Regions from separate parts of the Homo sapiens genome. Here all the other regions are linked to region 2. A link is a loop called in an ENCODE intact Hi-C map of the cell type or tissue named here. Cell type or tissue: PC-9. All regions are shown on one strand.

Region 1 (8,000 bases), 310 kb before region 2:
AAGATCTGTTGCTGACTGGTCCCTAGAATTTGTCTGGGAGTGGATGGCTGGGATGTGTGGTCTTGTTACCTTTTAGCCCACTGTTTTGTAAATTTGAACTGAGAAAGGAATTCAATGTGAATATTTTGAGACCTGCCTATACCGTGTCTGGGGCTGAAGAACATTGTGGATCTCACTCCTGCTTCAGGGATCAGGAAAGGTAAATAAACAGAGATGGGCTCAGTGCCTGGGAAACAGAGGCAGGACCATTTTTATGGGTTAGAGACAGCCTGCGGAGCAAGTATTTGTCAGAGCAAAGGGTTTAGTTGCTTTTCTGAGGAGCAGATGCTGACTATCCAGGAGAGAGAAAGTTACCTGGTACATGTACAGTCACACAGAGTTGCCTGAGAGGGATGGAGGACCCCAGCAGCTAAAGCCAGAGGGGAGCATCAGTGTTTGAAAGGAGTCACATGCAACCACCCAGTGCAAGGATGCATTGGTGTGTTCAAGGTTATTGCAAGAGGGTGAGTGCACCTAGCTTCTGCAATGAGATTTGGGAAGAATCAAGCAAGTGTTCCAGAGAGATATAGACAGATTTTTCAACATTTGCCAGGCTGGAGACTCAGCAAAGAGTTTCAGTTAGAATCCAAAGACAGTCTGCTGGCAGAATTCCTCCTGGCTTGCAGGAGGTCAGTCTTTGTTCTATTAGGGCCTTCAACTGATTGGCTAAGGCTCACAATGTTATGGTGTTCAATTTGCTGTACTCAGAATGCACTGTTTTAAATGTCAATCTCATCTAAAAAAAATACCTTCACAGAAACATCAAGAATAATAATTGACCAAATATCTGGGTACTATGGCCTAACCAAATTGACACATAGATTTAATCATCACAGATGGGTTGCAGGGAAGAGTATGCAAGCAAGTGAATGAAAGAGGAAAGCCAGACACATCCCTTTCCCACTTTGGGTTTGCGGAACTTGGGAAAGCAGGGAGGACTTGACGTTAAATTACACGGTGACTTTGATTTATTATGTACTAGATCTTCTGATTGTTCACATAAAAGTATCTGTACAACCCCAAGTAGACTTAGGATGCTGGTAAAGAAAGTACTGATACTGCCCAAGCAGGCTAAAATATTAAACTTTTTAAAAAGAATAGCAGTATACCAAAAAAAACGGAACAAAACAAGTCTTTCGATTACCCCAGAAGTATTCATGCATAGTATACCAGTTACATGCACCTGGTACATGGTAAACATTCAGCAAATACTCACTACTATTACTACATATACATACACATATGATAATTTCCAGTAAATCCCACACAAAATCTATATACTTTTATATATATGGTTTTTTGATGGTTCCACATAAATTTAGACTGACGGCCTGAAATAGCAGCAAACATTCAGCAAAAAAACCAATTTTTAAATGTATTTACTTCTTTTGTAAAATTATATTCCAAAGATTGCTTTATGTTTTGATGTTTCACATAACTATATTTCCTGAACTTTGCTCTGTGGTGGGATTTATATATATAAACTTTAAAACTTAAACATACTCATGCTATGTCTTTGTTGATGTTCATTATTGTCTGTAGTCTTGGAGCACTATTGACTCTTAGGTGAACCAATAATCATCTTGCTGAATTGAAGTAGGAAGTTGTAATTAAAGAATTTGCTTACTAGTCTACCTTCCCTTGCTCCTTCTCCCTCTGAGTTTCTCTCTTCACAATATACCTGCCTACTCTGCTACTCTGGATTCCAGAAAACATAGTTGCGTGTGGTACTCAAAGTAAGTCGATCAGTCAGAGACATCAGTTAGCTTGACCCAATACTGGTGTTCAAAGGTCCTTTTATAGATGTTATTCTCTAGGCTGTACGAACAGCCTTTTAAGAGATGCTTTTAAGGTTGGAGATGAAGATCAATAAGAATAAATTGGGTGCCCAGATCTAAGGATGTAAAAGGCTTGCATTAAGACGGCAATTGGCTTTCTTACACAAATAAACCCTTTCAGTTACAGCTTTAGTGGGTTTAATTTAGCCATGAGCTTCTTGATAATCATTTTTTTCTTGTTTTTTCTTGTATTTGTTTGTTTTATTATCTTTTATTCAAGGGAGTTAGGACTTGATTACACGAGACTTAACCCAAGATTGTTATATAAATTTTGACTTTACTTTTAAAAATTTCTGCTAAAGCACTAGCTGAAGTAGTTCTTACTTCAAAATAAAATGTATGTGTAAACTCATGGGACCTATAACCCAAAATAAATTACTGTAGTGGGTCACTGGTTAAAAAGAGAGGTGGACTGGGGATGGAATTGTGTTGTCTTACTTTCCGGAACAATAAAGGGAAAGACTTGGCTGCATCCTTTGGCAACGTACTGCATGTTAACTAATTTGTGGTGAAGGTTTAAACAAAATTCATGCGGGAAAATCAAGCAGTTTCAAGAGCCCCATTCTCATTCCATCAGACCACTTTGAAAATAAGACACTGCCAAGTTTTTGAAAGTGGGGTAGAAAGAATGTAAGTCTCGCCATTGACTTTTCAATGCTAAATAAGTCAAAAGGCTTGCCAATTGGAAGACAGAATGAACACCAGCATCCACAATGATGCCGGCAATGGCCCTGGTAAATGTTGAGTCTCGGAAATTGAAATTGTGACACTGTACTCATATTAAGCAGCAGGAAGGAGATGATCCTCAGAATTCTGTCAATTTAAGTGTCTGATACCCTTTCAACAACCTGTGCCTTTTTGTTAAAACTCAGAAAAGCACTTTATAAAAAAATAAAGTGTGTTTTTTTTAATCAGTTCTCTAGGCTGTAAATCATAACCAATTCATATTTCTTCAACATCTGCTAGGAGCTGTAACATACATTAATAAAATTGGGTAGTAAATTTAGCATAAAGAAGAGATACAAAAAAGAAGGCACACTTACATGAAAATATGAAAAGAAAGAATGGACTTGGAAAGAAAATCTTCTAGAGAGAAGAAAGCTGCCCATCCAATTTCCACCCTGGTATTGCCCGTGATTGCATCACATTGCAAACTCTCATTGCCAGGCTTGTCCATTTTCTTTTTGGGTCCTGAGATCATTTTATCACAGTTTCTAAGATGTCACCTTCTCCTCTCTTTCAGGGAAGGGCTCCCCATGCCTCTGAAAGTTACTGAAAGGCAGGTCCTACTGAAGCCCCAAGAGCTGAAAATCTGAGAAGGTAGTGAAAGTGACCAGAGCTCTCCCTGCCAGCAGTCATAGGGCTTTCCAAGTAGGCAACCAGGAAAGTAAACATGCCAAGGGGCAGAACAGGAGGTCCTCTCTGGGTAAACAAAGCATGCTTCCCACATGACCTCTGTCTGACCTCCCAAGGGAAAAAGCCAAAGTAGTCAGCACCTCCAGCCAGTGGAAGCAACATCGGTGACAATTGGCGCAGGAACTCCCGGGCTTTCTGAAGGAGCAAAGAAATGACACAGCAGTATTTCTAGACAGGGTGAAATGATGATCATACTGCAGAGGCTCCTTTATTCTCAGTCTCTTCTCCATTACCTGTCACATTTCCCTAACTGGTAAATATCAGTTAGACTTATGGAGATTTGTTATGAACCCAGTTATTCTGTTGCTCTTAAATGGGATGAGTATTTACAATCTGTAACATGTGATATATGAAGATGCAAGGCCTGTTAATTTTAATTGGGTTCCCGAGTAGGTCAAAGAATGCTGAGCTGCTCTTGCGGTTTTGTGGGCTTGTTTCAGCAGAGGAACTAGCAGCAATCACCATGAACACCCTTCTTATAAAAATGATAAATAAATACGGAATGAGACTTTGGGGCCAAATTGGCATTGGTATCATTTAATTTCTTTGTGTGTTTCCAGCCAATTAAATGAATGGGTGCCTGTGGTAATTGAACTCACTTTGATAATTAGGCCTTAAGGATTCTTAAATTACTGAATGTTAATGAATATTTCCCAAGTATGGTCCCTGTATCCTAAGTGCTGCCAAATGGAATTTGCCTCTTTATCATTAAAATGTAGTTCTTTTAAAAATTCCACATAGGAAATAGAAACTAGAAACAGAGGCCGAGGCGGGCGGATCACAAGGTCAGGAGATCGAGACCATTCTGGCTAATGTGGTGAAACCCCGTCTCTACTAAAAATATAAAAAATTAACTAGGCATGGTGGCGAGCGCCTGTAGTCCCAGGTACTCAGGAGGCTGAGGCAGGAGAGTGGTGTGAAGCTGGGAGACGGAGCTTGCAGTGAGCCGAGACCGCACCACTGCACTCTAGCCTGGGTGAAAGAGCAAGACTCCGTCTCAAAAAAAAAAAAAAAAAAGGAAAAAAAAAGAAACTGAGGACTTAGTTCTGTTGCTTCTCTTTACAGGTTTGAGCAGGTTGATGAAATTTAAATCTAAGAAAAATTTTACTATGAAAGAGACATAGTTGAATTTACCCCTTGGAACTTGGAAGGCCATATATAACAGTATGCAAATTAAAGCCATATGCAAGGAGGAAACTGCTGCTTCACCAAAGCTACCTACAAATGCTGTTCAGCTGACAAATGCCCACTATATTTACCAATAATTTGAGGGTACGGATGGGGAAAGGTCTGGGCTATCGTGGAGGTGTACTCTCCAGGCAGAAATGTACAATGGGCCTGCTCTGGTGATTCCACCAGGAGATGAGTCATACCAAGCATTCTTATCTGAAAGCTGTGGTTTCCATTTTTCTTGGTATTATTTTACAAACCTTTATTATTTGTCCCTCAGGCTTACAGTGCAAATCAGTAAACTGAAACACACTTAGATCAAATACTTACTGCAAACACTGAGTAATGAGGGAAACATTTCTAGGGCATGCTTTATTTGTGCTTATTTATTTCATATATTTCAAACATTCAAACATTTCAAATATTCAAATATTTTCTTAAAAATCTATAACAAAGCTCTTACATAATCTTCCTTAGAAGGGGAAGGTGTAGGGGGGCAGAAAATTAGCTTCTCTTAAACATCTTTGCTACGGTCTGAATGCCCTTCAAATTCATATGCTGAAAATCTAAACACCAATGAGATAGTCTAAGATGGGGCCTGTAGATGGTGATTATATCATAAGCCCTCATGAATGGGATTAGTGGTCTTATAACAGAGGCCCCAGAGAGCTACCTTGCCCCTTTTCTGCTATGTGAGATTACAGTCAGAAGTGGGCCCTCCCCAAATATCAAATCTGCTGGCACCTTGATCTTGAACTTCCCAGTTTCCAGAACAGTGAGAAATACATTTCTGTTGCTTACAAGCCCTAAAGTTTATGGTATTTTGTTATAGTAGCCAAAAGGAACTAAGAAAATTATTTAGGTCTCAGACCCTGTACTGAATCCACACATATGATTTCATCACTAAAAAGTCATGAGATTTTGAGGGGTGGAAACTGCATTTCTGCTAAACAAAACCATGTGGGACATTAGGGATAATTCAATATATTCTACACTAAACCAATCTATTATTTAAATCAACAAATTCACACTCATTCACTGAGGTCAAACGAGCCCTGCCATTTCAACACCATTTTAAGTGAACCTCCAAAGCCTTGATCATATCTCTGCATAAAACATGGATAATAATCCTGCCAAGAAGAGATGTTGTAAGAACCAAGCTTCATAACATGAAAAAAGCCACAGCAGAGCTCCTGGTATTTGATAAATGCTACTTGCTCTCTTTCCTTTTTCCCTTCTTGACAGAGTAAGGAATGTCCACCTTTGTTGCATGCTCAAATTTGGTCCTAAATAAATTTTAATTGCACCATCTGATGTAAATAACATTAAATGTATGAGTCATTAGTATTCAAATCACAAAGATTTGAATAAGGTTTTGAGTGTTTTTATAAGGTTCTCCTGCCCTTCCCCATATGGAGATATTTTTGTTCCAGCCATTTTATCTATATTCCTCCCCTTCAAAGCTTGCATAACATTTGTGATTACTTCCCATTGGTCAGAAATTAGTTATTTGGCCTCACTTAGATACAAGAAAGCCTAGTGTGTTAATCAGGGTTCTCCAGAGGGACAGAACAAATATCTATTGGTTATATATATATATGAGAAAGGGAGTTTATTAGGGAGAATTGAATTGGCTCACACAATCACAAAAGTGAAGTCCCATGAGAGGCTGTCTGCAAGCTGGAGAATGAGAGAAGCCAGTAGCATGGCTAGCTTGGCAGCCAGGGAAGCCTTTGGTAGCATTACTCACTCCAAGTCTAAAAGTTTCCAAACCAGGAAAGCAAACAGTACAACCCTCACTCTGAGGCCAAAGGCCTGAGAGTTCCCAGAAGGCCACTGGTGCAAGTCCCAGAGTACAAAGGCTAAAGAACCTGGAATTTGATGTCCTAGGGCAGGAGAAGAAAAGGGGTACTGCTCTGGAAAAGAGAGAGAAAGAGAGAAAAAAAAGGAAGCAAGAAAAAGAAAAAAAGAAAAGCAAGCAAGCTGAATGTCTTCCTTCTTCCACCTCCTTTGTTGTAAGTATTCCTGCAGCCCATTAGATGGTACCCACCCACATTGAGGGCAGGTCTTCCTCTCTCAGTCCACCGACTATCCTGTCAATCTCCTCTGGCAACACCTTCACAGATACACTCAGAATTAATGCTTCGCTGCCACTGAGCCATCCCTCAATCCAGTCAAGTTGACACCTAATACTAACCATCATACCTGGAAAGTACAGTTTTTATATAGGAGGCCATGTGTCAGCTAAAAGTCAGATTCTATTACTGATAAAGAAGAATCTATTGAGTGTCAAGCGCTACTCATTGCCACAAGAGGTATTACAAATTTCAAAAGACATAAAGGTAGCTTGAGTTTTAGATATATTTTGAAGGTAGAGGCAAATAAATTTATTGATTAATTGAATATAGAGTATGAGAAGAATCAAGGATGTCTCAAAGGGTTTGGGGTATAAGCAATGAAATGAGAGTTGCCTTTGAAAGAGCTGGAGAAGACAGATGGGGAGTAGATTTTTAGGAGGGCTAAACCAGGGTTCCTTTTGTGGTTTAGTGTTTGAGATATCAGTTACACATAAAAGGAGAGATGCACAAAGACAGATGATCTATAAGTCTAGAGAGTTCAGAGAGAAGGTCTGGATTGGAAAATTGATGTGGGAATCATTAAGGAACAGAAGAAAAGAGTTTCAAGTTCAGAGTGTGGGAAGCCCTAATATTTACAGATCTAAACAAAGGAAAAAACCAGCAGGAAACACTAAGAAGCTGCAACCAGTATTGTGTCCAGAATTGGTGGGTTCTTGGTCTCACTGACTTCAAGAACAAAGCCACGGACCCTCGCAGTGAGCATTACAGTTCTTAAAGGCAGTCTGTCTGGACAGCCTTCCTTCTGATGTTCAGATGTGTTCAGAGTTTTTTCCTTCTGGTGGGTTCGTGGTCTCACTGGCTTCAGAAGTGAAGCTACAAACTTCACAGTGAGTGTTACAGCTCATAAAGGCAGTGTGGACCCAACGAGTGAGCAACAGTAATATTTATTACAAAAAGCAAAACAACAAAAGTTCCACAACGTGGAAGGAAAACCCAGTAGGTTGCCACTGCTGGCTCAGGCAGCCAGCTTTTATTCTCTTATCTGGCCCCACCCACATCCTGCTGATTGGTCCATTTTACAGAGAGCCGATTGGTCTGTTTCACAGAGAGCTGATTGGTCCATTTTGACAGGGTGCTGATTGGTGCATTTACAATCCCTGAGCTAGACACAAAAGTTCTCCACCTCCCCGCTAGATTAGCTAGATACAGAGTGTCCATTGGTGTATTTACAACCCCTGAGCTAGAGACAGAGTGCTGATTGGTGTATTTACAATCCCTTAGCTATACATAAAGATTCTCCAAGTCCCCACCAGACTTAGGAGCCTATCTGGCTTCTCCCAGTGGATCCCGAACTGGGGCCGCAGGTGGAGCTGCCTGCCAGTCCCGCGCAGTGCGCCCGCACTCTTCAGCCTTTGGCGGTCGATGGGACTGGGCGCTGTGGAGCTGGGAGCAGTGCTCT
Region 2 (8,000 bases):
GAACACATGAATATGATAGTAATCAAATATAACTGTTGTTAGCTGTACCATTTTTCTCCCAAAGGACAAACATGAAGGCCCTTAAAAGGTATTTTGTTTCAGAGCTTCATGAAATAAAATTTCAAGCAAGTTCATCATCAAAAAGTGGAAACCCCATTTTGGTGTGAAAGGGTTCTTTCTAGTGTTTAATTACAAATTGTAAGGCAGGGAATTGATTAGAGTCTTTGAGCTTCCCAACAAACCCCACGTTTCTATTTATACATCACCCAGTACTGAAGTGTGTCATCATTTCCCAGCACTTGCCTTTTTGAGGACACTGTCCAGGGTCTCTGGTCTACTGATGTCAAAGCAAATCAGCACAGCATCCGAATCAGGGTAAGAGAGGGGGCGGACATTGTCATAGTAAGGAGAACCTGAGAAGAAACAAAGACACACAAATTTTCAGATGAGAGTCCCCTTGTCTGTCATGCATTAACTCTACCCTTTCCGGCTAAGTCCTTTGACTGTCACATCACGACCCAACTCCCACTTCCCCTAATTCTTGGAAAAGAATTCAAACAGACACACAAAAGCCTGCTTAGAAATATATGATGAATGAAGCCTCACATGTGTCTGACATAAATTCAAGAAGAGGGCCAGGATCTTAAGTGAAATCTGTATGGTTCAAAGACTAGGGCCTGAAGTTACCTGGGTGAAGTAGGGAAGCACCTGGGGCCAGGTGGTCTTGTGTGTAAACCTGCCTCCACCACTAAAAAGGGAGGGGGCAAGGTAGCTTTAGGACCCTGTGCCTCTGATTCTTCACTCATAAAATGAAGATGCTGACAACATACATACCTGAGATTAAGTAAACCCAGGCAGGGCCTGGCTTTTAGTAAGGGATCAATACGTATTAACTATGGGCATTATGGTTGTATTACTGCTGTTAAAAGCTGAGTGGTAGCAAGAACCATAAACTGAACTACTTCTTGGGAAAGAGACCAAAACTCAAGATCAATTCTGACAGCAGGATAGGGGTGAATGAGGGAGAGAGGAAGAGGAAGGGTTCAACTATGCAAAGAGAAACCACATCAGTGTTACCCATCTCCAAGATGTAAGTTTACATAGGCCATTGACCTTTGAGCTTGCTTATTTTAACTTATCGCCAAACCCTATATAGATTTTCTTCCTGTTACAATCAAGAATGTAATAAATGTCGTATAGGATCATGTCGCTTTTTTACAGAGTCCCATCTCTGAGAGTGACACTGAGGCATGATCTAAGGATCTTAACCTGAATTAAGTCCAGGGTACCCTAAAGGTTCAAGGCACCAGCCAATTAATTTAACCACAGAACTCTCTAGTCAATCAAGGAAGTTTCTTCTATTTCTTTAAGAATTCCAAAGGATGGGCAATTACATGAGGCCTATAGTTATGAAATGATTGACTAGAAAACTAAATACAGCCTGCCAAATGCCGCTTGTTTAAGAAATCATTTTCCGTATGCTGACATTTCACAAGCATCACATGAAAATGATTTTACTAGGCAAATATATACACACGTATGTATCTGACTCCAGAGTAGAAAAAGAAAATCTAAACCACCAAACTCTTTTTAAAAGTCTATTTCATTTTGACATCACTTTCCATTTTGAGCAGAAAAACAGGACATGTTGTCCCTTGATAAATCAAAACCTCAATAGGCAAAGTCAGGAAGAGAGACTTAAAAAGCAGCTTTAGAAAAAATGTCACTGTTTATATTTCTATCAAAACAACATTTGCTTGGAGGCTGTTCTTGTGATCTAAAAGGCACTATAGTCAGGGGGCATCGCCCTCTATTCACACAGTACACTCTGGGTCCCTGGCATCTGCTATGGAACCCCAGGCAACAGTGCAGCTTTTTCTCTAGCTCCTTTACGATGGAGAGTGACAACTTCAAGCCACGTGTGTCTGCTAAGCAAGGAAGAAAAGAATGTTACAAGAATCAGGAAGAAAAGTGTGAATAAATAGAGAATTAAGTCAGAGCTGTTCATGAGCTGCAGCAGCTGCCTACCCACATCTGGAACCAGGACCCTGGTAGAGCAGAGGCTGACAGCTGAAAGATATTTCCCAGAAGCTTAAAGCGTTTAGAGTTTAAAAAGTCAAGTCATTTTAAGTATGAAGGTATATTAGAATGAGGCCGTCTCTGAAAATGACAAGCTGTGGCTGCCTTTTCAGTCGCTGAAAGTACTCTGAGGTGAAGAGAATAATTCACAAATAGTTCACCCATTTGAACATTCGAAAGGCATCAGAAACGAGATGGTTGAACACTATTTATGGCTACATTAGTATTTCCATATTAGTTCTAAGAAGTTCACACTTTCTCAACTAGAACCTTTCCTGTTTCTGTGTCCAAAGTCTAACTCTAGCACGGCACCTGCTGTAAACATTTGAATGACTCTTTCCAAACAGGCAGTCAGAAAATTCTAGATCATAGAGTGGAGCTCCAAATACTGGACATATAAATGAGAGTTTCCTCTACTCCTCAAAGTCCGCGAGAGACAACCTGATCCCAGACCCAGGAAGGCAAAGCTGCCAACAGTTAGGATTGTCAGAAACCTAACGAGGCTTCAGAGATCTCCTTTCCCAGAAATCACTCACATTAGGAAAAACCACTCTCTCCCTGTGGAGAGCTTCCAGTACAAGCAGACCTGGTATCTTTAGAGAACTGTTCCAGGTGCCTACCAGCTCCTTTCAGGATACGATTTGTATGATGTTAGAGTACTCACTGCTAATTCCAGATGTAATACTGCTCTATGACAATGGAGACCATCTTTTCCAAATAAAAAAATTAGGAAAAGCGATTGAAGAAATACAAAGAGGATAAAAGAGTTTAATTAAAATTGAGACTGCCAGGAAAATCCTGAGGAATGGTTTCAACATTCAGGCCACCACATGACTGCTGGGAATACCCCTCCCCCCTTTGTGGACTATGTTTCCCGTCCCCCACCCATTTTATGGCCACAAAGGAGATCTGGCTTTGTGCTCAGCCCTGAGTCACCTGCTGGAGACTGCTACCTACTAAAATCAAGTGGGCTGGCTTCTGTGCTTAGTGCATATATCTAAATATCTGCAAAATTTAGACTCTGGCCTGATTTTAAAATGAAACGGAGTTCTCCAGTTAAACCAGATTTTCAGGGAAGTTTGTATCTGCTTTTGTTTTTATCCGGTTAACAGTATAAGTGAAAATACATATGTAGTGCAAAGGTTTATGAGAAATAAACCACCGTGCTTGTGGAGGTAGACAGGTAATTTTTAAGAGGTTTAACATGATCTAATTAGGGATGACACTTTGATCCCATTCTATTACTTTTGCTAATGAACAGTGCTGCTTTTAGATCAACACGAGTGTCCAAAGGTAATAGTAAAACTGATTCCCATATTTCTTAGTTATAAGCATAATTTGACTGCCAATGACAAGAGTAATTTATTTAAAATAACAAGACCATTTATTCACTATATTTTTGATAGGTTAAGTTTATCTTGTCTTAGATAGAAATATCTATTGTCTCTATTTATTCACAGTGAAAAATATTGATATAGAATTATCAAGAACTGTCCCACCAGGAAAGATGTAAGTCATCAGCTCAGCAGGACTTTCAGGATAAAAAAAAAAACAAAGCAAAACAAAAAACAAAAACACTCACACACAAAAACACCTCCTGTGTAACTTTACAGTGTTTACTCTGTGTTTAAGCACTTGGAATCCTTCCTTTTCTTCCCCATAAAGCCCAAGAGACTGCACAAAGGAAGTAAGGCAAGCAAAGCTGGAGAGGGCACGGTGGAATCACAGGTATGCGTGAGACAACGCATGCCAAAAAAAAAGGAAGAGGAATTCCAGAAATGACTCTGTGAAGTGAGAAGCAATAAAGAGGGGCAGAAATGACACCAAAGGAAGGAGCTGAAAGTAAGTGGGTAAAGCAGGAACAATACCTGCCCCTAACTCCTATATCCCTCCAGAAAAGTCTTACAACACCCTGTGAAGCCAAACGGCAAAAAAAAAAAAAAAAAATTAACTTCTATAGGTGTTTTTAAAAGATGCACATGAAAAACTCCCAAGGTGCTAACTGTAGAACTAAACACAGCACAAGCAGGAGGGCTCAACAATTTTTACTAAGTATGAAAGTATTCAACTTTAACTGCAGTACATGGTAGGTATTGATATACACAGAGTATGTGCTCTAGTACCTAAGAATGCACTAAAGTCCAATAACATTTAGGGACTGCGTTTGGCTTGTCAAATGAAACTCTTTTTCAGCATGTGGAATAGGCTTCATGCATATGGAAATTCTCAGATGCAGCATTTCTCTGGTACTATATGAAACTTTTAAGCTCGCAACCCTATTCCAAGGTCCTTTTTAAGTAACCTGCCACACCTCTGAAGGAAAAACTTAGGGAAACTCTATATTGTAAAGAAACAACTACACTATATATGCAAAATGTGTACCCCGCTCACCCAGAAAATATAGTTGAAAGGCTTTGCTGGGGGTAGATTGGAACAAGTGTACACTTGGGGTTCTCTGAGTTGCTCAAGTTTGGCAAACATCAGCAAAGTTCTAGAGAGCTTTTGAAATTTCAGATCTACCCATCTTTGTATTCAAGATCATTAATTCTGGGTGAGAGCAAAATTTCCAGCCAAAGAATAGTCACAACGTGCCTCACCCAGAAACTAATTCTTCAGACACATACCTGCCTGCTGAAGTCACCCTTTCGCAAATATAGAACACACCATATATGTACATAATTAAATGTATATGTAAGAAGATTCATGCCCAAAAGGAAGGCTTTATGGAACCTTTTGCAAAGTACCAGTTTAAACACTGTGAGGCTTTAGAGGAGTTGGAGAACTGAAAACTCTTCTTGTTGAATATTTCATAAATATAATTTATTTAACTTGAACCTTCATCTGAAAAGCTTCCCTTTCCCCCTTAAGAAATTTTTACCAAGAAGAGTAAGCTAAAGCTATTGCATATTTTTGGCAGAGAAAAGTAGATTAACTTTTGGTATATTTAGTGACCACCATGAGCACATCTGAACGCAGCAGCAGCTAACATGTGAGAGGGCATGATCTGCCCAATTATTACAAGATTGCATTTCCTCATGCCATCTCTAATCAGAGGAAAAGGTTTAAATTAGCAGCAATCTCAAGAATGTGAATCAAGTCTGGGCAGAACTTTTGTATCTGACTCAGTGTAAGACTGTTTAGTTCTTGTTTCAAGTAGTCTGCACAACAAATACCATGCCTGCAAATATGCAACAAACACTCCCAGGAAGAATATGTTTGTTTCTTCCATGGATTCAGGTAATAGGAACTATGAACAGATCTTATAAAATTTTGTGGGCATTTATGTGTTGCTATTAAAATGGAATAAAGATTTTCTATTTCTGGGGGCAATGTAGATACAAAATTAGAAAGTCAGACAGGTAGATATGTTTGGCCTTTAAATAAAGTTTAGCTTTAAACTCCTAATCTTATTGAGGTACTTAAAAATATGTAAGAATCAAAATATTTTACTGACAGTGGAACCATGGTTAAGTCAAGAGCTTTAGGGAAAAGAGTATATGTATATGAATATGCCTAAAAGTAAATAGGGATAATGGATTCAAGTTTTTGTTTCATATGATATCTAAGAATCAGATTTCTTGGAGTAGAATCCCATGAGTGAATTCATCTTTCCACAAACTATGTCATCAGGCTCATTTTTCAAAACCAATGTGCACAACACCTGGTCAAACTTCTGCGTCAACTACATTCCGTGTCAATAAAATGTTTGCTTTGCCAAGGGAGACTCTGAGAAAGTGACCAATATGTAGCAACTGAGAAGTCATTTAAAGGACATCAGAAAATGACTGAGCCACGACTAATTCATTTGGCAGAGCCCGCCAGGCACCATGAGCTAACTGGAGAAAGTATTGGTTCTTGGTGTCATATTTACATGCAAAAGAACTGGATTAATGAGGAAACATCTGGTTATTTCGGGTGTTATCAGAATGACCAATTTGGATGCTTCATTGAAATGTGCAACTTAGCAAGAAACCAGATTGGAAAAAAAACAGCACTAAATGCGGCTAAAAAAAAAAAATCTACAGACAGATGTAGACTTAGAAAGAGCATTCATACTGCCCCCTCCCCTTTTTAGGAGGTTCCTTGGTTTAAATGGAAATTACTGCATGGTGGACAAATCTCCAAATGCAGTTTTATGTACTGCTTATTGGAAACCACCATACAAACTATCTGTTTTACCTTAACCCAGGTCTTTTACATAAGAGTTTCAGTGTGAAAACTCGTTAAGAATTAAACCTAGTTTTGAAACCCTAAGCTCCAATGGATCATTACTACCTGATGAAATGCTTGGTTTCCTGCAATTTCACAGTTGATATTCAAATCCCAAGCATCCATGCTTCTCTGGCTCCTTCATAAATTCTTAACCTCTTCCTTTCTCCAAGAACGTTAATTTAAGTTATAATTCTCAGCTTCCAGAATCTTGTTTTATCTGAGAGCCACTAAATGTAAGCGAGTTTCCACGTGGAAGAAACGTTAAAAACTTCTTAGAACTTAGTCAACTTCTAGAAAGGAAGGGAATTGTGGTGGGCCTCAATGACCATTAAGTCATGAGTTAGGGAGCCTGGGCTGCCCTTGTGGCCTTCAAGAACTCTTTGGATCTTGTTGCTCCTTGAAAAATCCAGGTTTAGAACCTCCGGGCTCACCATCCTATAAACAGGTATTACAGCACTAGACAGGAGGAAGTCTTTCTATGTCCTCTGTTTGTCCTGTGGGTATTCAAAGAAGGTTGTCAGGGAAGAAGGATGTCTTTACCCTGTTCAAATCTCAGTCTACTGGCATCTCCTCTCACCTAAACACCTGACACTTAATCCGGGCTTCTCATTTGATTTCTTTTGTTAGTTTGGGAAAGCCTGAATATTTTAAATTTTATTGTCACTCATGTTTTCACCATGTCTGTCTTATCACATGGTGAAACTGTGAGTACCTAAGGGCAGAAGCTGCTCTCACCCAGCTCTGTACTCCTCCCATAGCATCTAGCAGATTGTATGCACACAGAAAGCACTAAACCATGTTTACTGGTTTTATAATCATTTTTATGTCTTGTCTAGATGTGTTCATTTATATGCTAAATCACCAAAAAAAAAGGGGAGGGGGAGAGAGAGAGCAGTGATCCCCTTTTAAGCTGCTTTTCTGGATTAATTATATACTAATCTCCAATACTGCTGAACCATTTCCATCCCTGTTAAGAAATATTTCATTAGAGAGCTTGTCACCAAGACCATTCTTCATACTTGATGTACAATAATCTAAATATAACAGCTTAGATAGACTTCTGTTTATAGAGAAGTTTGTCCTCATATTAAGGCCATTAGGTAACTAAGATATTTTTCCTCTCTTTTTCTCTAAGAAATAAAGGATACCACCTTAAGTGTTAGTAATGCTAAAAACTAAAATAGGAAGTACTAACTTTAGCACTCAGGGCTTAAAAGAAACTTGGATCATGACAAGATTCGAAAGAGTGTTCATGAGGCAATAGCATAGTTATTGTGGGGAATTTAGCAGCTGAATTGAATATGTTAAAAGTAATAATAAGCCTTAAATAAAATGTGCATTAACTTGCCTTGGTTAAAAAGCTGGAATGAATGATTATTACTCCCTAAATCACATGTGCTGAAATTACACTGCAATCAAATCTCTTAGGAAAAGATACAGTGATCCTTAAATGACTACATTTCTATTATTAGTAGGCATTTGGCTTCATGCTACAAATTACTTCTATGCTTGGCAAATGTGGCCAATTTTGAAGCACAAGATATTAGAATTACTTTGGTCTTACTTATTACTTCACAATTGAAACTATTACCCATTGTTTGGCAGAAACTCATTGGGTGAAATTTGAAAATCAATGGGAGCATTTCTGCAACTATTAAGAATGTTCATTTTATAATGAAAAATATTTTTTAGGAAAATGAAGAAGTTAT
Region 3 (8,000 bases), 340 kb before region 2:
AATTATTTACTAAGTACTTCTTGTATACTGGGTGCAGTGCTAGTTGTTAAGGACACAGGATTCAAATAACATCTTTGGTTCCTCCCTAAGGACCTCAGTTAGCAGAGGTTAGGTGATACACAACTAGAAGCAACGCTTAAATATAAAAATTGCAAACTGTGCTCAGTGCTATAAAGAAAAGCGACATGACTTTCTGAGAGTCATTGAAAACTGTCTTTTAGGTTAGGGGCAAGAAAACACTTTATGGAGAGGTGATGTTTACACTGAGAAAGAAGAATGAGAAAGAACTAGCCAAGTGAAGACAATATGTAAGTATGGGCACGAGTGTGGGATGGAAGTGGGGTGGGAGGAGAGAAAAAGAAGATGAAAAACATTCATATCAAAGAAACACTGTGTGCAAAAGGCCTTAAGGGCATTTTACAGGAGCTCAAAGAAGCAGCAGCAACAACAACCAAAACCAGCCAACAACAAACTCAGACACCTGGAAGCAGTGATGCAGAGAGCGGAGGAGATGAGATTGGAGGGCAGCCAGGGACCATTTCTTAAAGGCGTTCATTGTAAGCCCTAATAATGCATTCCATTGCCCTCTTATTTTAAGTGTAAAGGTGAGATTAAGGATGAAGGGGATGAAATGATCAGTGTTGTAGTTTTTAAAAGATGACTCTGTAGAGATAATGAATTGGTGAAAGTAGAAGCGGGGAGATCATTACTGGAGTCGTCCAGGTGAAAGATAATCATGGTGAAAGCAGAAAAAATGAAGAAAAATGAAAAGGCTCGGGATAAATTATGGAAGAATAGCAAGAGTGAAAAACAAGAAATCAATGACTCCCAGAGGGTCACAAGAGAACCTTCTGGCATCTTGGAAATGATCCAGGTGGTTACACGGTGTATTCATAAGTAGAAGTTGGTTGAACTGTACACATCAGATGCATGTGCTTTATGCTCTTTTTGCTCTGTGGGCTATACAATACTGGAACAAAAATGTTTAAATAAACTTTCTGGCTTGGCAACTGTGTGGGTATCAGTGCCTTTTTCTCAGCTGGGAAAGCCTAGGGGAGGAGGTGAGGGCAAGGAATCAAGAGACCCATTTTGGTGTGTGGGCACTGAGGTCCCTGAGTGTCACCCAAGTAGACATGCCACATGGGCAGCTGTGTTTATGCATCTGGGACTGAGAGGAGAGACCTGGGGATAAATATCATGGACCCTTCTCATTTTCAGAATTTACTGCTCCATTCTGAGGGAAATCAGATAGGAAATAATAAACACACCTTCTGAGGAAACAAATTGTGGGAAGTTAAACAGGCTCATAAAATCTTAAGAAGTTTTTACACAGACTGTCTTTCGTTTCTATTGAAATTCCAAAGGCCTGATGGTAACCAGAAGCACTATTAGGCTTTCACTCTATGGAATATTTCTGAAGTTCTGGCAGCAGAGAAGATATCCATAAAAATGATTTCCTAAAAATCATGATTGCCCTAGATTTTATTATTGTTCAAAATCTTTCACAGAACTGCAATACAACTGCTTATGTTGGTGATTTTGAAGTGATTAGATAAAATATGGGCATCTATGCCTTCCAAACTTTTGGAAAAAGTAACCAGAAGGAAAGACTCAAATCAAGCATTTTAATACCTAAAGGGTATGGTAAGTTACAATGTTGACTTTGTTAATTTAGTATATACTAGTCAGCAATCAGTGACAACATATCTGCACCCGTATGTCCCAAAGTCACACTCTTTTCCTGGACTTGGAATTATAACAAGAGGAATTGCAATTATCCAGGTAATTAAAACAAAATTACTATGTGTTTTATTCTTGTAAATACATTAGATAACCATTTTCTCTGAAATCGACTAAATCATTTAGTGTCTTCATTATATATTGCTCTGCCTCCTTGATCCTTTTTTATTTTGAGATGAATGAATCTCAGATGATACAATGAAAACAAAAATAAAAGTAGATATATACGCTTGTGTTCTACCCATTCTCATACACACACACATGCACGCACACACAGAACCTTTGCTATTGACATGCAAATGCAACTGTTGTGGGGCGATGTTTACTATAAAGAATAGTTAAGAAATATAAACCCCACTAGGAATCTGCTCCATGAAGAAATATGTTTAGAAACAGATCTGCCACCCACTGAATAGAATACATGTCCAATCTGAAGGTTCATTATAATTATTTCAGAATGAGTTGACAGCAAACTGCATTGAAAGTCAAACACAACATTTAATCTGCCTCCAAGTTAATCATGGCGGGAGTCACACAGTGATTTCTGTGGGGCTGGGAGGATAATTTTCTGGACTATCACCATCCAGTTTACACCAAGTCACTGGAGATACAAAAACATTTTTGAGTCCCCTACATCCCAATAAATTATACAAATTGTCTGTCAAAAGCAAGTTTGATTTAGTAGGCACTAGTGCTAAGCAAGACACCCAGGGGAGCAAACCAGAAACCACTGATAGAAAATACAGAAAGCCTGGAGGGCACAAATGCAATGGGAAAAGATGCAACCGCCATATGGCACAATATAGCTCATGTGACAGTCATTTCTTTATGTGTACTTATGTTGTAAGCACGCCTTAAAAATTCAGTCCAGACTCTTTTAGGGAAGGCGGCAAAAATAATGTAGATATTCAGCGCTTAGAATAGAAGGAGGCATGGACCAGGGTTTGCAATGGCAAAGTGATAATTGAGTTACAGATTACAGAGGTAATCAACATCTACATTCTACATTCTAAATAGCTGTTAATGTTCTAAGCATTAGAACTAAACTAAAAGCAGCAAAAAAAAAAAAAAAAAAAAATCCAGATTCAGTTTATTTGTGGGAGAAAGATGAACAAGTTAATATCAGTGGCTAAACAAAAAGCTAGTACCATGTAGGAATTGCTGAGCAATTTGGCTGGAGTCAGAGACTGCTGTGGAATGAAACCAGGCTCAACCTCTTCCTAATTTCCTAGCTGTGGGAAAACCATGGCAAGTCTCTGTGCCTTCATTTCCTGGTATGTAAAATAGGAATAATAATGGACCTTTCTCATAAGGTTATCTTGAGGATTAAATGAGTTAATTCTTGTTAAACCACTGACAATGCTTGTTAAATAAGTAAGCTCTTAATAAATGTTAGCTACTGTGATTTGCAGATGATGAAACAGCTCAATAAGACGTTTTCCTCTAATCATTATTCTCATGCACTTATTTCATGTTTCACAAGAAGGCAAGAAGTAATTTATGAAAGTTTGTTCACATCCTTACTTGCCTCATTTTCTACTAAAAAGCAAAGGTGACCATATCCTCAGACAATCTTATTCCTTCTTTTTGTTCAATGAACTTGGAGGAACTCTGGCAGTGGCAGTGTCTTTGCTGTCTCAATCAGAAGCTAACGTTCTAGAGATATGCAAATATTTAGTACAAGAGTGTTTTTACAAATTATGTACTAGGCTGCATGTGGGAGTACAATGCACAATAAAACTAGGTCCCCGCCCTCAGGCTGTTACAATAAATTTCCTGGCAGATATTTGGATCCCAGGCAGAGTAGGTGGGTAAGAAGTAGGCAGGTGCCAGGCTGTGCTGCCTGACATGCAATGCATGCTCAGTAAACACTCTCTCTTCTCAGTCTTATTTTCACAATGTTTAAAAACTCTCTAGAATGTCTTTCAATTTTTCAGCCCTTCACAGTTGGATTATGGAAAAAGTAAATCAAGATTTTCCAGTGTGTATTCTCATGCTTAAGCTCTATCACTTACTGTTTTCATGAATTAAAAACAAAATTCTATTTTTCATTGTATTAAAGACTTCCGTTGGTGGTTCACCACACAGAGAGGAAATGAGATGCATCTATGGCCCATTATGTCATTTTATGGCTATTTTTTGCTCGTATAAGAATATTCCCCATAGGATGATTGCTTATCTAACTGTAACTGACTCATGTCATGATGCTTCCTGCCCTAGCTTTAAAAGTTTAAATGATGTCAGATTTTATGATTGAAGACTTTTACCAATAATGAATCTAGTTTGTAATAGAAACTGACAATTTTTAGTCCTGCAAAACTTACCTCTACATGGCACAAAAAATACAGAAACATAAGTAGAAATCAAATTGTAAAATGCGTCCCTGCTGTCTCAATCTGGAACTAACATTTCATATTGTCAGAATATCAAAAAGCTTCCGTTCACAATCATTTGTCTATTTCAGGATATCATAAATGTTTGCTATTACATAGATCAGCATCAAAACCACACTTTAGAAATTTCTTAACAATGAACATTGCAAAGCATAATTCTAACAAGAACTGAATGAATATTGATTGTTACAATAAAATATTTTATTTAAACATTGTATGCACTTGGTGCTTTAAATTGTAAAAGTTATAATTGTTAGATTAAATTAATATTTTGTTATAAAAATTCCCAAAATATGATACATTTATTTTTGAAATGGAGTTTGATCACATGAAGTAAGACTATCATCCTTGATTTTCTATTATTTTATGTCTAATGTCATAGTCCATTTATATTTTTGACCTCATATAATTCATTCATTCATTAATTCAGTAGATATAGTTATTATCTGCTCTATATAAGGCACTGCAGTGGGATCCGAATTGTAGAAGAGAACAAAGCTGACAAAATTCTCTGCCCACCTGAAGCTGCCATCCTAATTTCTCAAACAGCTCTAAATCCCACAAGAAACACAAACATTACTCTGTTATCAGGGATGGTAAAGAGTAGTCAGGATAAAAACATTAACAAACATTTTATGCATTGTCATGGCAATATCATAGAAACAAAAAATGATTCATAATAGAAACATTCTTCATCTATTGAACACATAGTATGTATAGGTCATGAGCTAAGCATTTTATGGGCATTACCCTGTTAACCTCAAAATCTGATGAGTTGTACCATAACTATTTCCATTTTACATATAAGGAAAGCATGTTTCATTCAAGATGACACAGCTTTTAAATGATAGGTCTTCATTTCAATATAGGTCTGGGGTCCAAGTCTGTGTTCTTAAACATTATGTTCAATAAATTCTGGGTTATGCGAGAGGCAGTTGTAATATAATAAATTTCTAGAAAATTAAGCCCATCTAGATTTAGGGCTGATGAGATATTGAAAAAACAATAAGTGTTCAGCAACTCTATTAGAAAGTCTGGCCATAAGGCTGTAGAATTAGCATTTGCACAAGGAACTAAGAGTGGTGCTTCACAATCTTACCGATACATGTGATCGTAATACTTAACACGTGGAAAAGTTGAGTGGCCCAAAAGGTAAGCATTGTTCAAGAGGACCAAAAGAGGATGCAACATTCCTAAGCTCTGTTTCACTTTTGATTTTCACCATTCTATTGCATTAATTCATGACGTTTTGAGTCATTCAGAGGTCATCTGATTAGAGAGTTGCTTTCTTATAACTTTTCCAGACAACTCGCATTATGTATTTGTAGCTGATTCCCTGTGGAAAGAAGTATGAAAATAACCTCATTCTTTTCAAGTCTGAGAAAAGATGCCAAATGAAGGAGGTCAGTAACACACACGACATGGGACAGCTGGGAAACAGGGGACAGGTGCTTTGTGAGTCAGTAGTAGCTGGATTCCGCTCAAGGGTTGCATTCTTCAAGATGTCTAAATATTTGCATCAAGATGAGTGTATTTAATTTGGAAACCATATAAATTAATACAGATCACACATACAAATTAATGCAAATTCAGTGCTCATTTTGAACACTTTTAACAAACCTCTTAATAAAGTCAACTAAAATTCTGGATAATTTAAAAAACAAAACAAAAAAACCTTATGAAGCAGCATGAAAGCAAGAAAACTATGGGTATCAAAAACAAAGAGAAGTCAGGGATCCTGGGAGTTGTTCAAACACCAAAGTTGTCTTTTCTCCTAAGAGCAGAAACTGGGAGATTGGAGACTTTCATTGTAATGGCTGCAGAGAGCACAGAGATCAAGAGATAAGACTTAGGGTTGAGATTGTTACTCTCTACTCCCAGACTATTACTACAGACACAGAGAGTTCCCAGTATTCTGGTCTTGCCGTTCCCTTCCCCAAATAAGTTCAAGCTATAGCCGGATAGCAAAGAGGAGAGTGTGGAGAACAGTGTATGTGGGTCTGGGATTTGTCTTTTCCTTCCTCTCATCTAGATGGATAAAGAACTACCTAGATTTGTAATCTCACCTTCCCCTCCCTTGGGGTCACACAAAAGCCCATCAAGCTTTCTGACAAATGCACTGCTGAAAGCACATTCATAACCCTGTCCAGAAGTGAGCACAAGAATGCACATTCATGCACAATGGATTTGCTCTTGTCTTCCCAAAATCCCAGAGACAAGCCTGGGTGCTTGTCATTTGCTGATTGGAACAAAGGCAGCTACATGAAGGGTGCGCTGATTGTTGTTTATTTGCATGCTGGGCAGTGTTTCCATCATGGTCTATATTTCCTTGGACAACGCCCTCAAATTCCTAGTGAAGTTAGTTTTAGGACTTCTGTAATTTGCTCTAGCCCTCACTTTAGGTCTTTGGACTCTCTCTCCTTCCTTTGCAGATGGAAAGGCAGAGAGGACCAGAGACTGCCAGTAACACTATCTCAGGCCACTTACTTACTCTGGGCTAACACTGCTAGGTCCCAAACACATGTGGCAGGTACTATCATCCCCATTTTGTGAATGTTAAAACTGAGGTTCAGAGAGGTCTAGGAACCCACCAAAGTCACACAGCTAATAGGTAACTCAGGATTCAAATGTTGCTCTGTCTGACCCTACTGCCAGCTCCTTAGAGCTCCCTCACACAGCCTCTGCCTTTGTGGTGGCCGCATTATCAGCTGCTCAGTTCAGGAACTGGCAGTGAGGCTTCTAGAAGCTATGAAGAGTAGCTGTTCCCAGTGTCAATATCCCAGCAACCTGCCTCATGATTCAATTATGGCAAGAGTCTCAATCAAGCTAGGACTTTTAATTGGGCAGACTCAAAGCATTTAGAACACTTTAAAAAAATAAGATTCTTAAAATTCTCAAGTTTTATTGTTTCTGTTTTATTATTCCTTTAGCACTAGATGTCTTATAAAATTAGCTCAGTTATAATGATCACAAGAAAAATACTTTTAATTTCGTTGAATAAGGACCATGTATAGTAGGGTGAGTAATCTCTAAGTCTTCATGCTCTCCCAGAATACAAGATTACTCATGATTCATAGGGACTGTAACACAGGGTCCTTGGGATCTTATGAATAAATCAGTTTCTTTTTCTGAGTGTGTTAATATTCAACTCTTATTGAGAAGGTCAGTTCTCTCTCTGCAGCCATTAGCTTCTTAAGGCCATGGAGCACATTTCTGGAAGCCTACTTACTTTTACCCATCACCTTTTTTCAAAAAACCTGAAACTGGCTCGAATATAATATATTGAATTATGTTTGGGAAGAGTGCTGGGAAAGCTGAACTGATGATCCTCCAAAATATGCTTGTCACCTGCTGTGAGTTTCTGAATCGTGCCATGAAGAATAAAGTACTGCCAGGAGTGTCTCCGAGAAAGTGTCAAAAGTGTCTGATTTAATTGTTAATGTAAGGATTTAAGATGCTGTTTTTCCCTGGTGCTAACATCTCTCATTGATTCTGGAGCATTTCCATTTGTTGTTTAACAGAAAGAGCCTCGGTATTTATAGCCCTATCACTCTAGAAGGGAAGCATTTGCAATTTGCACTTTCAATTTTGACTCCTAGCCTTCTTTTCCTTTAAATACCCTTCAAATGAGTGTCAGATGCAATTCAAAGAATGCTTTGCAAGAGGTTGCACAAAGCAATTCTCATCCCTATAGGTGAACATTTCAGAAGAATCCCCATACTTCTTTGCTAATTGAAATCTAAACTCATGAGCCCTAGTTAGCCTCAATCCCACTATTGTCAGGGCTCAGGGGAAGATTTGTGTGTGTGCGTTCTTGTGTGTATGCTGCAACTGGAGTCATACCCTATGGCAGATTGCTTTATCTAA

The links. Hi-C counts contacts between places; a loop is a spot of excess contacts. Peaks named below come from ENCODE experiments on the same cell type or tissue, not always from the same donor. Only the 100,000 strongest peaks of a DNase experiment are listed, where the experiment ranks them.
Region 1: a loop joins it to region 2, with 6 times the contacts of the local background. A loop is called at or near these places in 8 of 110 quality-filtered maps.
Region 3: it touches region 2 in a loop (8-fold over the local background); 10 of 110 quality-filtered maps call a loop at or near these places.

What each region holds. Positions count from the first base shown.
Region 1 is chr2:150,163,162-150,171,161 of GRCh38, forward strand. It overlaps LINC01818 (long intergenic non-protein coding RNA 1818), which reads left to right and starts at 6,328. Exons shown (of 4, transcript NR_187172.1): 1 at 6,328-6,478. It overlaps LOC105373682 (a long non-coding RNA gene), which reads right to left and starts at 3,168. Exons shown (of 2, transcript XR_923467.3): 1 at 2,921-3,168. In PC-9, no CTCF peak of the experiment used is centred here; DNase peaks (open chromatin) are centred at 3,340, 3,700 and 4,750; H3K4me3 peaks cover 1,508 bases; H3K27ac peaks cover 4,427 bases.
Region 2 is chr2:150,474,572-150,482,571 of GRCh38, forward strand. RND3 (Rho family GTPase 3) reads right to left here. Exons shown (of 6, transcript NM_005168.5): 4 at 304-413. Among named protein-coding and RNA genes, the nearest start is that of RND3, 9.1 kb to the right of the region's middle. RefSeq lists a silencer at 3,644-3,938. In PC-9, no CTCF peak of the experiment used is centred here; DNase peaks (open chromatin) are centred at 3,790, 4,690, 5,180 and 5,820; H3K4me3 peaks cover 4,683 bases; H3K27ac peaks cover 7,808 bases.
Region 3 is chr2:150,137,901-150,145,900 of GRCh38, forward strand. No RefSeq gene overlaps it. Among named protein-coding and RNA genes, the nearest start is that of LINC01818, 28 kb to the right of the region's middle. In PC-9, no CTCF peak of the experiment used is centred here; DNase peaks (open chromatin) are centred at 4,861 and 5,361; H3K27ac peaks cover 3,175 bases.